Regions from separate parts of the Homo sapiens genome. Here region 1 is linked to region 2. A link is a loop called in an ENCODE intact Hi-C map of the cell type or tissue named here. Cell type or tissue: GM12878. All regions are shown on one strand.

The links. Hi-C counts contacts between places; a loop is a spot of excess contacts. Peaks named below come from ENCODE experiments on the same cell type or tissue, not always from the same donor. Only the 100,000 strongest peaks of a DNase experiment are listed, where the experiment ranks them.
Region 1: a loop joins it to region 2, with 2.5 times the contacts of the local background. A loop is called at or near these places in 2 of 110 quality-filtered maps.

The regions. Positions count from the first base shown.
Region 1 is chr20:39,869,592-39,877,591 of GRCh38, forward strand. No RefSeq gene overlaps it. Among named protein-coding and RNA genes, the nearest start is that of LINC01370, 130 kb to the right of the region's middle. In GM12878, a CTCF peak has its summit at 4,637 (motif pointing left); a DNase peak (open chromatin) is centred at 4,630.
Region 2 is chr20:39,443,240-39,451,239 of GRCh38, forward strand. No RefSeq gene overlaps it. Among named protein-coding and RNA genes, the nearest start is that of LINC01734, 220 kb to the left of the region's middle. In GM12878, no CTCF peak of the experiment used is centred here; a DNase peak (open chromatin) is centred at 3,382.

The sequences.
Region 1 (8,000 bases), 430 kb after region 2:
TAGCTAATCTTTATTGAACAGTTATTCTGTGTCAAGTACTGTTCTAAGCAAATATAAGCATTAAGTAATCTATTTCTCATAACAACTCAATGAAGTATTGTTCTTTTACTACACCCATTTTATAGATAAGGAAATTCACTCACAAAATATTAATTGCCAGTGCTTTTCTTTGGGTAGAGAGATTATGGGTATATATTTCTTAATATTTTCATATTTTATAAGATTGCCTATGTGGCTTTTATATTTACAATATAAATGCTATTTTAAAAACAATGACAATATTAGGCTTAATTTTCTTTTAAAGAAACCAGAAGTATGGCTCTTGAATGTGACATTTACCAAACCCCGACTCTGCTAAGGCATTTGCAAAGGCCCTGAGGCCATCCTCCAATATACCTTAATGGCACATAGACTTGGTGGTATAATCAACCAAATTAGATCAGTGCCTGCTCTTTGCCCTCTGAATCTCCAGCTTTGGTGGCACCCAGATCAGTATGACAAACCCTTCTAGGCTTCTTTCTATGGAAAGTCTTATGGGTGGTTTTTCGCTGGATAACTGAGTGCTCTTGGAACATGCTGTTGAACCTCCCTCACGTCACCCTCCTGTAAAAAGGATGTGTTGGTTGAGTATCCCCCAAAGTCTGACTTTGAGATAGGAATTTCAGCATAAGTAGTTTATCTGGGTTGCGACCCCAGCAGGCACAGTGAGGGGGTGGAGAAATGAGTCAGGGAAAGGAAGAGAGGCAATAAAAGTGGTATTAACTAGTGTGTTATCGCTACAGGAAGATGGGCCTCAATTCCATTGGGGACTCCTAAGAGCCTGTGCAGAACATACCTTGGAACTGGCCTGCTATGGGGCAAAGAAGTTGGAATGTCATTCATCAACATCACCAACTTTTATCCTTAATTATTATAAGGTTACCCTTGGTGGTGTCAACACCTTCAGGTTTCTGGGTGTCCAGCGCAGTGGGCCACAGTTCTCCTGTGGCCAGAGGACATTCTGTGGCAGAGAGACACAATTTCCTTTGACGTATATGGGGATTCTTGTTAGGTGACCTCTGGGGTAAGCTGATGGGGGACAGGGCCAGACACCAACAGTATCTGCTACAGATGTTAAAAAAATAAATAAGATGACACATTTAAGGATTTAGCATATAAATGCTTAATAAATGCTAGCTGCCATAATTAAAATGATAGCATTAGCACTATCATAACTAGTGCAGAACTCATATTAAAATCCAAGTTTTGTGAATTCTGGTCTCAGAGTATTTTAATTAATGGGGGAATCTTCATGTTTCTTTTTCATGGTTGTATTTCCCTCGTTTAATCTTTATGTTTGTGTAAACTAACCCTCAGTTCTCCATTCTTAGGGTAGGAATAATTAAATGGGAACCATTTTTGCAGACTAAATTTTCCATCTCTGAAATTCTGTGCTTCACCTTAGGAAAACCCCCAAACTAACATTAGCTACTATTGTTGTTTTATTTCTTTAAGCCATGCCACTTATGGCTCTGGGGTCAGGAGATAGACATCTTGTTTTTATGAAGGCTCCCAAGGGGTGAACTGCAGTCAAACCACGTTTCCCTGGAAGACTTCAAGCCATTTTAGCTGCTCAATGGAGAACACATCCCAGGATGCAGGCAGGTTTCCAAGACAACTGGGGGTTTGATTGTTCATAGAAGGATGGCCAAAGCAGCTGCATATTGGTGCTTTGGAAGTCTCAAACTATTCCACAAGAGCTTTGAGTTCTGTAAATCCAAAACATATTTGCTACAAATATTTTTCTTTTCATTTTTTAATCACATATATATTACAAGGGAAATATATTCCATCTGATTTTTTTTACTCACTTATATTGTCCAAATGAAATTTTGAAATGTATTTGATGTTCTATAATTTAAAGAAAAATTCACTATAATGGAAAAACATATTTGGTAAAAGGCAAGTGCTTCTGCTCTTCATGCTGCTAGTGACTGTGGGTCACTGAAGTGGCCTCAGAGTCAACACAATGAATTGGCCATGTCGTGGATTCCTTTGAAGGATGGTTCCAGCTCTCTCAGTGGCAGATACAATGGGTAACAAAGGGCTCATCTAATTCTATTAATCACAGAAACTTGGCAAAGAGAAGAGTATGGCATAAAGAGGTTCAAGGACCTGAAATACCAGTGAGTCCAACCTCACTTTATTTTACAGCTGAGGAAACTGAGCCCCAGAGGGGAGAAATTCTTTGCCTAATGACACATGGTTAATTAAAGGCAGATTTGGGGTCATAAACTTAGGTCTCCTGAGACTAGGAGCAGGGTACCAGTATTCTTTCTACTGTCTGTGCTGTAAAGCATCAAAGCACAAATACAAAATCTGACTGCAAAACTGAAATCACAAGTGTGTTCAAGAATCATGGGCTGTTATGAATTTTGGAGGAACAGGGAATACAGAAGTTTTAAAAACAGACTCTCCTTCAAAGAGCACAGGCTCTGGGGTAGGCTGTGATGTGCTCCTGTTGCAATTTTACTACCTCCCTAATGATAATGACTTTGGGAAGTTACTTAACTGCTCTGAGTTTCTGTTTCCTAATCTGAAAAATGGGTTAAAATTAGCATCCACACATCAGATTGTCATGAAAGTTAGATAAAAACCTGGATATAAAAACACTTGCTACAGTGGCTACCATGGAGCAAATATTAAAAATAAAACAAATAAAAACCTTTTTAAAAAAAGTATTACTATTAACATTATTATTCAATGATCTTACTTTCCAGGACAGTGCTTCCTAAAACTGTGTTTTGTAGAACACTAATACCAGACGATGGATGTGAATTGATGTTTGGGTTTGTGTTTGTTTGTTTGTTTTTGTTGTTGTTTTGAGACAAGATCTCACTATGTCACCCAACCTGGAGTGTAGTGGCATGATTATAGCTCACTGCAGCCTCAAACTCTTGGGGCTCAAGCAATCCTTCCTCCTCAGCCTCCTGAGACTACAGGCAAACACCACCACATCCTGTCCAGCTAATTTATTTATTTTTTGTATGTGGAGACAGGTTTTCACTGTGTTGCCCAGGCTGGTCGTGCACTCCTGGCCTCAAGCGATCCACATAGGCCTCCCAAGTGGGATTACAGGAGTGAGCCACCATGTCCAGTCTGTGAACTGATATAACAAACAAATAAGTGCAAAGAAAATATCCTATATTTCAGTGTGTTTTGAAAATACATACTCCACTGTTTTCTTGGCTATTCTTAATGCATAATATGCAACTGGTAGTCTGTAAGAAAGCATTCAGGAGAGAACACTATTAAATTGTGTTGAATGTAATGTAACCAAAAATCATGTATTTTTCTTTTTAATAACATGCATAAATTAATACTGTATGCAATAGCATTCTGTTATATATCAGTTATGAGAATGTCAGTGTAGGAGAGATAATAGGTAGACACAAAGCTATAATGCACATGGATCATGATCCATCATCAAAAGATGTGTAAAGGTGACTGCCAAGAAGCATTCCTCTTCCAAATGTGTCTGCTTCATGGATTCTTCATGAAGGAAAAATTATTACAGCAGAAGAGGGTTAGGGGTTACTCAGAGATTGAAGTGAGGAAGTTCCTGGACACAAAAGTAAGAAAGTGCTGAGGAAGTTTTGGAGAACAGCAAAAATCCAACTTTACACCTTCAGCAGTGGGCAGGATTTGGGGGAAGCACTGGCTAGAGATTGTGGGACCAGCTTATCTTCCTTTTCTTTTCCAAGGGCCGGAAGTATGCAGGGTTTATTTTTACATTTACAACACCTAGTGCAGGGTCTGGCACTAAGTAGGACTCAATAAATGTGCACTGAGTTGAGACCAGATCTAAGTGGATGTGAAAAGCCATGACAAGGAATCTGGATGCTATTTGGCAGGCAATGGAGAGCCCTTGAAGCTTGCTGCTCAGGGGAGTGACATATTCAGAAAAGTACTTAGAGAGATCGGTTTGGCACCAGGTAGAAGATGGAACCAAGGAGAAAGAAACTGGAGGCAAGAATAAATCCAGAATCCATGCACTATTTTAAACAAGAAGCAACTGAACTCATGGATGGACAGAGGAGTGGAGATGCAGACAAAAGAGCAGCTGCAGAGGTAGAAAACTAACAGAACCTTCAGTAATAATATTTCTTAAGTTAAAAGAGGAAAATTAACAGGGTTTCATCAATGATTTCTTATTGTGCAAAGAAAAAGAGATGAATCTTGAGACTCTGAGCTCTGGTTCTCTTAAAAGTGAGAGAATGGTAGTGTCAAGGACAGTCAAAACGAGTGGGGAAAGTAGACTGTTCGAACTGTGTAGAAAGATGAGCCCAGATTTGAACTTTGAGTCAAGCTTGAGGAGCTGACAGGAAATAGGGCAGATAATCAGAAAGAACTTGGAAATGTGCAACAGAAACATGGAGGATAAATTAAAAATGAAAATGTATATCTGGGATCCACCTGCATGGAGCTGAGATCCGATGTTCCGTGAGTAGATAGGAGGGTGATTTAGAGACTTGAGGGAAAGGAAAGTGAAAGTCAGGAGCATCATTTCCCACCATTGTCCACAGCTGCAGCCTGACACAGCTTGTTCCATGCCCACCCCCTGGAGGCAGATGGCTACGTGCAATCACACCGCTGTCCAGTGCCTGAGTCAACCCTTTAGCTCTGGTCTAGCTCCCCCTAGGGGTGGAGTTTGAGCATGGTCTTGCTGTTTTGTCTAGGGGCAGCCCTAAACACTCACCTGCCCACTCAATTGAATTTTTTCCCTGCCCCTGTAGTTGTCTTCAGAATGCAGTCTCCTAAATAAGACTACTTGGATTTGAACTTCAGCACTAGAAGAATGGAAGAGTTTTTTTTTTTTTTAACTTCTCTCTTCCTTTTCATAAATAAAAATAATATGTATGTGATAGTGTTTGCTTATGAAGAGTAAATGTAAAGCATTTGGAAAATTCTTGACATATAGTAGAAGCTTAATATATTTTTCCCATTATTATCTGTTTTATCACACCAGTTATTTGTGCTTAGTACTGATGCCTGGGCTTATGACTCAGTTTTCGTGAAATTATTAGAAACCTGCCCTGAAGCTCTGTTCCCGTTGCAAAACAAACAAAACTCAGTTTAACTTGGGTCACCTCCAGAGTCAGGCTCTTGTCCACCCTAACCCCTGTTTCGAGACTGTACTGACTCTTGTCATCATAGGAGAACAGAAACTTCCGCACCCCTCCCATCACTCACTCATTTATTAATTTATTGAATCACCCATTCAACTAAGATTTATTAAGCATTCACTTTGTGATGGGCACTCTGTCTACAACTACCAGGTAACACTATCTGGAAACTGAGGTAGCCATGCCTTTGCTATTCTGGACACTGTAATACTGTAACCCTCCACTGCAGCCACCATGACAGCAGGAAGGATTGACACTCTATCCTCACATGAATTTCCAGTGTGCTTTGAGGTTGAGCCACCAAACTCCTCCAGCAAACTGCCTTCTTTTATTTATTTATTTATTTATTTATTTATTTATTTATTTATTATTATTATACTTTAAGTTTTAGGGTACATGTGCACAATGTGCAGGTTAGTTACATATGTATACATGTGCCATGCTGGTGCGCTGCACCCACTAACTCGTCATCTAGCATTAGGTATATCTCCAATGCTATCCCTCTCCCCTCCCCCCACCCCACAACAGTCCCCAGAGTGTGATGTTCCCCTTCCTGTGTCCATGTGTTCTCATTGTTCAAAATGATGAGTTCATGTCCTTTGTAGGGACATGGATGAAATTGGAAATCATCATTCTCAGTAAACTATCGCAAGAACAAAAAAAACCAAACACCGCATATTCTCACTCATAGGTGGGAATTGAACAAACTGCCTTCTTATATCTCCCCAGACTCATGAGCAAATGGTAGCACAGGGTAAAAGCCCAGGAAGTTCATGCTGATGCCTTGGGAGGATACACAAGAGGGTCAGTACTGCTTTTACCCCATGATGATGCAGGCAAGAAGACATCCATCCTCCCATATCTGTTTACATCAGCCCTGATGCCTCATAAAACTTCCCCCCATACAGTCATTAACGAGGTGGTAACAAGGATATCAGGGGCCCAGGGGAGACACTCTGTTTGATGTTCTGGATGAAGGAAATGCAGACTTGCTCTTTGTGAAAGTATGAGGGCTAACTTGGAGGCCTGCCTGACAGTCCCTGTAAGCTCAGACATGAAGTCAGGGGAATACAATTGTGTGAAAGAAGCAGAACAGTGAAGTGTTGAGATGGCAAAATTTGGAAGCCCAAGGGCAGGGAGCAGAACAGGAAAAACAGGCATAAGAGTTTTCCATGTGGGTAACATAAAATGATTAGTGACATCCACATCAACAGAAGGCTCCCTGTTCTTTGCTTGTGGTGTGTTTTTGTGTAGACATCCACACTTCCGATCCACAGTGAAGCCTACAAAGGGGCTGAGCACTCTTCCTGCAGTGAACTTATACATGTGCAATTGTACGTGTCTTTATTTTTCTCTTTGTTATTTGTGCTGCATTTAACCCTATGGCTGGAACATTATAAATGTTGAAAACTTTGTTGAATGAATAAAGAAATAAATGGCTCAAAGATGGGACCATTTAGCAGGAAGAAGGACCTGCCAACCTTCTTTTTCTCTTTTTTGTCTATGGAACCAGACAAGGGCAAAGGATAGGGAAGTGGCACTGGGGAATTCCACTCTAGAATGTCCTTGAGACTCCCAGTCATTGGTAGGGCTGATGCTTACCGGACCTTCTGGTGCCAAAGATCAATGTCACCATAACCAGGGTAATGTGGGGAAGGCAGACCTCAGTCCTCAGCCCAGAAATGGCAAGTTCTTCTCACCCCACATCCTCTCACACTCAGGGCTGGCAGCTTTTGAATGGGGAAGGACCCTTTGTTCTACCCAAAGATGATCATCTAAATCAGACCAACAGTCCAGCTGGGACATCCACATATACCTTAGTATTCTCTAGTATTTATTAGAAATTGGGCAACTCTTTACCTTCTAGGAACAATCTGCAGTTGTGTGGAAGGATCATTGACATTGTAATATCGACAGCAAATAGCTTTTGAGCACTTATTTGCGTGGGATACTTTTAAAATCTTCTACAGCCATTATCTCATGTGTCATCACAACATCCAAGAGGCAGGAACCTTTACTCCTCTTGTTTAGTACATAAGGAAAATGAGGTCTGGAGAGGTAAATTAACTTTTTTATGGTTACAATGCAAGCTATTGGCAAATCTGAACTGAATCCAGGAATTCAGCCTTCTAAGCAACGCTCTTAAGCATTGCACTGAATAATTAGACTCATGTTTATATCTAACTTTACATCTAGCACTAGATGACTTTGTGGTTTTAGGTCTATTACATGCACTAGCCTCCACTGTTCTTATCTATAAATGGAAAACATAGTGTGTCCCACGATTCTTGTAAGGATATGTGCTAGACACCTCATCAGAGCAGTGTCCAGCATATAGGAGGTTACTTTCATTCCCATCACTTTGGTCATTAGGAGAAACTCATGAGGAATGTTTTGGTCTCCAGTTCTGCCGAGTCTGTCTCTTCCTGGATCTGCGAGTATATATGATGGTACTCTTTTCCCCTGGCAAGAGAAGGGCAGCTGGGAAACTGTTGCCTCTCAGGATAAAGGAGAATTATCTTCGAGGAGTGCCAAGTGCGTGCTTATTCATAAAACAAACATTTATGGAGCTTCAACAAGAGTCTGGGCAGCAGCAACTATAGCGTCAGGGACTGTGCAGTTGGTTCATTAGAAGCTGAAGCCCCCCTGGAGGCCTGCAGGGAGCGGGCCTGGAAGGGGGAGTGGAGTGCAAAGGCCAGCTGGTTCTCTGGCAACAAAGTCAACATCGCCCCAGATGTCTGCCCTGAGGTTGAGGCCATTAGCTCCAGTTTACCTGTTCACTTCATTTTTCAAAATTAGCCACAAAAGCCTCCCACGGAAACACAATGGGCAGCA
Region 2 (8,000 bases):
ACCTGAGTTTTGGAAGAGACACATTCAAACCACAGCAGAGCACAAAATCAGATAGACCTGGGCTCAAATTCTGACTCCTGTACGTACCTGGGTAAGTTATAAATTTGTTAAGCATATTTCCTTTTGTATTATATAAAATAGAACTAATTATTCCTTCTTCACAAAGTTATTGTAAATAACTAATGAAATATACATATAAAGCAGATAGTACAATGTCTGGAAGAGAGGACACATTTGGAATAGGTGTTTGAAAAATACAGCTTTTGTCCTGCTGCTTCTTTTATAAATAAAGCTTTATTGAAACACAACCGTACCCATTTGATACCAATTGTCTATGGTTGCTTTTATGCTACAATAACAGAGTTGGGTGTTTGTTACAGAGAGAGCATGATCTGCAAAGCCTAAAACATCTATCAAATAGCTCCTTAAGAAAGTTTGCCAACTTCTGATTTAGTTCATAGTAATGATTTCACAACTATAAAAGGTGTTTTGTAAACAATAGCAAAATAAAAAATAAAAACTAGGTTATATGCTTAATGGAAAAAAATAACCTAAATCTATACTCATATTTGATAGTTAAAACTATGTTGACTTTATAACTGCTTATACAGCACTTAAAAGGAAGAGAAATAAAACCGATTCATTAGATTTAAGGAATTTTAAGAGATATTCCTCTTACAAATTTATTGTTTTTAAAAAAGTAGAAGTGCAATAACAATTATCATTGAAAAATCATGTCACCTCTTAAAGAGTTCAGGAATTCAAGTCCTCTCTGGGTGTGGTCATGAGTGTCTCTAGGGAAATATAGGCAACTTCAATTAGAAATTCTCTGGCCTATGTGGTTGTTCTCAAGGTTCAGGTGTCTACTGATCAGAGGGTAAAATGAAGTTCCTTCTTTACTCCCTTTCCAGCTCCTTCAGCCAGAGCCAAAGTATTTCTGGCTATAGGGCTTAGGCTTATTAGAAATGCAAAATAAGTATCTAATAGTAGGCTTTTTAATAGAACTGTTCTTAGCTGTCAAAAGCAAATTTATATTACCACATTGATTAGTTGCTGAAGACTTGCAAAGCTTCTATTTCTGATGGGATTGGGACTGACTATAGTTAATGTTTTTTTTTTCCTGTTGTGTTGCATATTCCTTGTTTCCTGCTCTGTGTGTATGTGTGTGTGTGCATATACATGTATATGTATATATGTAATAGTTCACACATATATAATACACATTGTATATATGGTATATATACACTTTTAAAGGGATTTTAAAGGCATTTTTATGGTTAGGCTAATTCTCTTTCCTCTTGAATTTTTTTCATAGCATGTTTTATATAAAGGTAAAACATCTAATTGACTTAATAGCAAGTTTATCTTTTTTTTTTTTTTTTTTTTTTTTTTGAGACAGAGTCTCACTCTCTGTCCCAGGCTGGAGTGCAGTGGTGCGATCTTGGATCTTCACTCACTGCAACCTCCATCTCCTGGGTTCAAGTGATTCTCCCACCTCAGCCTCCCGAGTAGCTGGGACTACAGGTGCAGGCCACCATGTCCAGCTAATTTTTGAATTTTTGTATTTTTAGTAGAGACAGGGTTTCATCATGTTGGCCAGGCTGGTCTTGAGCTCCTGATCTCAAGTGATCCACCTGCCTCAGCCTCCCAAAGTGCTGGGATTATAGGCGTGAGCCACCGTGCCAAGTTTCTTTCTTAAACCCATTTTCTTTTTGTTATCATTATCATGGCTCAGTTTTAGGTGTAACTTTTGATCTTTTCTGCCTAGACTATCCCTTTTACATTTATCAGAGTATTCTTTATTTAAAAAGTCCATTATTTCTTTAAATATATTTTATGCTTCTTTTTCTCTCTCCTGTCCCTCTTGAAATCCGGTTACACATGTGTTGGACAATTTCATATTGTCCTGTAGGTCACTGAAACTCTGATACATTTTTTGTTTAAAAAAGTAATTTCAACTTTCATTTTAGATCCAAGGGGTACATGTGTAGGTTTGTTACATGGGTATATTGCATAATGCTGAGGTTTGGGGTACAAATGATGTCATCACTTAGGTACTGAGCATACCCAGTAATTTTTCAAGCCTCACCCCTCACTGTTCCCCACTCCTATAGTCCCTAGTGTCTATTGTTGCTACCTTGATACATTTTTCAATCTTTTTTCTCCTCTTTAAATTGGATAATTTCTAAGAATTTGTCTTCAAGTTTACTGAGCCTTTTTTCTGTAATCTCCAGTTTGCTGATGAGCCCATCAAGTTATTTTTTTCATTTCAGATGAATTTTCTGCTTTTGGATCTCTATTTCATTCTGTTTCATAGTTTTCATTTTTCTTTCTCTGATGTTCCCCATTTGTTTCCTCGGTTTCCTTTAAATTATTGAATATATTTATGGATCTTTTCCTGCTAATGTTAGCATCTTAAATGAGGTCTTTTTGTATTTATTATTGTCTAGTATTGTCCAGCTTTCCTGCTTCTTCACATGTCTGGTAATTTTTTATTATATGCTGAATATTGTGGATTACTCAATAGAAGTTGGATCGTGTTGTCTTCCTTTAAAGAGGGTTGACTTTTGTTCTGGCAGGAAGTTAATGGACTGGTGGTTCTCCTTGATCTTACTGAGTCTTGGTTTTCAGCTTTATTAAGTGGGTCCAGAATAGCCCTTACTCTAGGGTAAGAGTTGGCAAGCTTCGGTAAAGGACCAGATAGTAAATATTTTAGGCTCTGTGGGCTACATATGGTATCTGCCACATATTCTTACTCATTTTATTTTATGATCCTTTAAAAATGTAAACTCCATTCTTAGCTTGTGGGCCATGCAAAAGGAGGCCATGGGCTTGTAGTCTTTCTGGTGTGTCAGTTAAATATCTAGGGTATTAATGAGGGCTCTGTACTCTGGCTGGACTGAAATACCATCTGTAAGCACTGGGTGAACTCTAGTATTTCTGTTCCACTCTCAACCCATTGGCAGCTACTTTCTGCTAGGTCCCATGGAGCCTTGCTCTGTACTTTTTCACCTGAACTCCTAGCCAAGGACCTGCAGGACACTCCCACTCAGACTTCTGGAGTTCCTTCACTCTATTACCATGCTGCACACAGTCTAACTGGTTCAGTTAATTTCAGTAGCTGCCTCTTTCTGAATTTCGGTGGCTGCCTCTCCCATTCAGTAGGACCATCCTGCTCTGCTAAAGCTTGCTACCTATGTGTGCCATGGTTAGGAAATTTTTCAAAGACAAGGATCAGAGATGGATTTAGACTTCTCTTCCTATGTTTCCCCTGCCTATAGGCCAATGTCTGGAAACAACTGCCTCAGCTATGCCTCCGTTTCATGCTTACTTATCACAAGAGGTCAAGTCTGGTACTGATTACTGTGTTAGGGCTGGAGAGGGAAATCCCACGGTGGTATTTTAGAAAACCATTTGACAATATCATTCTCATGCTTCAAGTCCTTGAATGACTCCTTTTCACACCAAGGATAAAAATACAAACTCCTAAACTTTGTGCCCAAGATTCTTCACAATCTTTTGCCTATTTACTTCCTTTGCCCCATCTTCTGCCATGAACCCTGTGCTTCAGGCATACTGAGCTTTGAACCAATGCCCCAACATATCTTTTATGCTTCTGTGAGTGTGTTCTACCTGTTAAGTCTTAATATCATTTATTCATTCTGGGCCTGATCAAATTCTTCTCATTCTTCACTTTCATGTCACTGCTTTTGGGTTGATTTCCTGAACTCCTCTAGGTAAGGTTAGATGGTAAATCTATGTATTCCCATATCAATTTGTACATCCTTTAAAATACTTATCATTTTGTTTTAATTACTTGCTATACGTCTTTCAGGTTCCAAATTCATATTCTTTCTGGTGAGAAGGGACATTGAATGGTGTTGTCCAGGGGTAAGACACGGAATATGGTGGAGACTGCTCACCTGGACCATGGATACCTTGTCTAGAGGGTACTATGGTTATTAGCATGAACTTATTCTTGATGTATGATAATACAAACCCAGTGTTGCCAAACTGCCTAATTTTTCAAGAGAAGCTGGAATTCAGGATTTATACATGTAATTTCCTGATTTTTAAGTGTACACACACACACACACACACACACACACACGGTAAAGGCCAAACAAAATTTCTGTGGGCTGAATATATCCCTCGAGCTGAAAGTTTTTTGCCTCTGCACTAGAAAATGGTTTGGAGTAAAATTTCCATTGTTACAACAATGCAGGCAGATGATATTTTTGGATCAGATGCAGTATTTTTTGCCACCAAATATGTTAAATATCCAACAAGCCATGGCTGAGACATTACACCAAGTCCATGCTGATAAGAACTTTTCATTTGTTTGCTTCATATGTGATCTGTAGATTCATGGCACTAACTACTATTTGTAGATCACATAACTTTGGAATTTGTAGGGGCCTGAGCAGTTATTCTCAGAGTCTATGCTGGAACTGCCTTTTCTCTATAACATCTTGGATAGATCGCAGTCCATCCGTAAATAGTGCACACCTAATATAGCAGAACTCTTACCTTGTAAGGTAATTTAGTTAATTATCAAGCACTTCACTTATCTAAGAGGTTTTCATTATATTAAACAAATCCAGTTTCCCCGTTAAGTAGTCTTATTGACCTTTTGGAATTCTATAGCAATATCTAATTCCTCTTCTGTTGGATGGTGCTAATTATCTCAATAAAGCTACCAAAAAAAAAACCAAAAAACTTCTGATCCTAAGTCTTATGAACTCCCTGTAAAACAGCAATGATTCCTTCTCTTATTTTCCTTTGTCATGGTTTCCTTCATCTACCCCAAACTGATTCTGGATGTTAGCAACAGCTCATGTGAAATGTGAATAGAATGCTCTAGGGCTTTCTGGTCAACACAAGATACTCGTCTCAAAGACATAGATGGCCACATAGCTGTAGACGCTGTAAATGCAGCAAGGTTGAATTTACTGTTCAGCTTCCTCATCATGTGGTTGTCCTACAGTGAGCTTACTATCAACTTAGGTTCCTCGGCTACTTTAGTCATATTTTTCTTTAGCCATGTTTTCCCATCCTGAAACTTCATAGCTGGCTTTATGGACTTAGGTGCAGTAATGTTCATTTCTATCATATTATTTTATTGTATTAGAGATGATCCATTCTCCATTTTTAGTGAGTTGGAAGAATAGATCATCTCTACTACAATAAAATTGAGACGAATGATTCATCTCAATTTTAATTTATTTGTTCATTCATTCATTCATTCATTCATTCAACTATGTATCAAGCACCCATTTATGTGCCAAGTACTAAAAGTACAATGATGAAGATACTCGGAGATTAATGCTAATTATTCACCTTGTTTACTGCTGCTTCAAATTTTGTATCACCTGTGAATGGGATGAGCACATTAAGGTGACAAAAATGGCCAACTAAGATTATATGCCAGATATAGAAAGATGTTTGAGAATGTCTCGATGTAATTTACTACATTAACACTTTAAAAAGGAGAAAAAAATTTTATAATAAAAATAAATGTAGAAATGGAATTTGATAAAATGATTCATCTTTTCTTTGTGTTAAGATAAAAACCCTGTAGATTAATATGGAAAATAATTTCTTAACTTGATAAAGAATATCTTCTGAAAAGTGACAGCAAGCATTATAATTAATTGAATAGACATAGAAGCATTTTTTAAGGTTAAGAATAAGGTATAGATGCCTATCATTGTCACTTTTGTCTAAAACTATATTGGAAGCTTCAACCAACACAATAACAGTATGTAAAGTAATCACAGGTATGAGGATTGAAAAGAAAAAGACAAAAGGTCATTATTTTTAAGCAATATGATTGTTCATATAGAAAGATAATCTACTTATAATCATTACAACTAATAAGAGAGATTAGTAATATTGCTGTATACAAAATCAGAGTATTAAAAAAGTTTATATACATCATGAACAATTAGAAAATGTAGTATAAAAATACATATTATCTGTAATATTAGCAAAACTATACATGGCTTAGGAATACAATGTGCAATACTTTAGGGAAAAATTATAATGCTTTACTAAAGGTCATAGAAGAAAATTCAAGAGAGAGACATGTGTTCATGGAGAGTAAGATCAATAGTGTAAAGATGTCAATTTTAAAGAACTTGAACCCTGTGGGAAAAGCACTGCAGGAGAAGTGTAAGTATTGGGTGATGGTTGAGGTCAGCCAAGCACAGCATCATGGTATCAGGAAATCAGCAACTGAGACTTCACATGCTAAGACTGCATGACAAAATGAGAAGATAGATGGCCCATGTTTGGTGGTGAAGGGGGTGAAGTTAGTGTTTATAATACAATTCTATTTCCAGTAGAAAAATTAAATAACTAAAAATAGTCTCCGTTATGTAGACTGTGTATATATGATGAAATGAGAAAGGCTACTACTCTGTGGCCCTTCTGTGTATAGTCCGTGTCCTTTTTGAAATGGATAGAATACTCAGATGGGGGTAGTAAGGGAGAGTTTAAAGAACTATTTATAGGACTATCAACAGGGGTGGGGGATACCTAAAATGATGGTAAAGCAGCTAGGGGCTGGCAATAGGTCGGAGTCACTGTGATCCCTAGGCTGAAGACGCACAGGGTTAATGGCTGTTAATGGAAATCAGAGACATAGTTGTAGCTGTAGGAGGATCAAGAGATGGCAATTGTTACTTTCTGTAGAGGAACACAGCCACTGCTAAACAATGGCCCAGCAGAGAGGACTTGGTGGAATAAATATCACAACCTCGCTCCTCTCCTACCCTCCATTTATCTGTTGGTGACCTCCATTGACCAACTCCTACTGAAAGTCAGAGAGAAAAAAAATCCCATTGGTGTAGTCCATAAAGGTCGACATCCCAGAGCACAGAGCAGGGCAAAGAAGAGCAAATAATGGATTTAGAGGGGAAAAGAGAGAATGTTCAGCGCACAAGAGTAGCTCTTCACCAAGCTTATATGTTACAAGTCTACTCACACTCCATTAACTGATGAGAATCAATGTTGAGGAGTGGATGATTTTTACACTTTCCAATCAGGACTAGACCAGAGCAGAGCCTTCTAAAGAAGGGTCTTCAGTGCCTATTTCTAAACTATGCTGGGGAAAGCAGGATCTGACTGGAGAATAAGTCCCTTGGTAAACAAATGTGAGTATTTGCCTTGTTCAGTCCAGCTTATGCTCTGAACAACTAAGGATCTTGTACTATATACCAATGTACCCAGGTAACTCCAATTATTAGGAGCCAGTGAATTGGATATATACTTTGTGCTCATTCCATTCTCCTTCCTACTGCTGAGTCAATCACCGGTGAAATGGAACTCACTGCTTGGATTGTCTTCATTTGGATCTCAGTTCCGTCATTAAACAAATATTTATTGAGTGCCTTCCATGTGCAAGACACTATTCGGGCACAGTGGGAATATCACAATGAGTAAGAGAGTCCTTGCCCTCCAGAGCTTCCAGGTTGGTAAGAAAAAGAAACTAAATTCATAGAAACCTACAATGAAAGGCTGAATTTGTTATCCTACTACCCCTGTTTTTTTCCCCAAACTGCTTCTCTTTATGGGCAGTGTGGTTGTCCTCCATCTTGTTTGTGTTGATGTCTCGATTCTTTTTTTTTTTTTTTTTTTTTTTTTTGAGATGGAATCTCACTCTGTCACCCAGGCTGGAGTGGAGTAGTGAGATCTTGGGGCACTGCAACCTCCACCTCCCAAGTTTAAGCAATTCTCCTGCCTCAGCCTCCTGAGTAGCTGGGATTACAGCCACATGCCACCATGCCCGGCTACTTTTTGTATTTTTAGTAGAGACGGGGTTTCACCATGTTGGCCACAGGCTGGTCTCAAACTCCTGACCTCAGGTGATCTGCCCGCCTTGGCCTCCCAAGGTGCTGGGATTACAGGTGTGAGCCACCACCCCAGGCCAGATGTCTTGATTCTTTTTGTCAAACCTGTCCTTAGAAATACTATGATTGTAGGACTTAGGAGGCTGT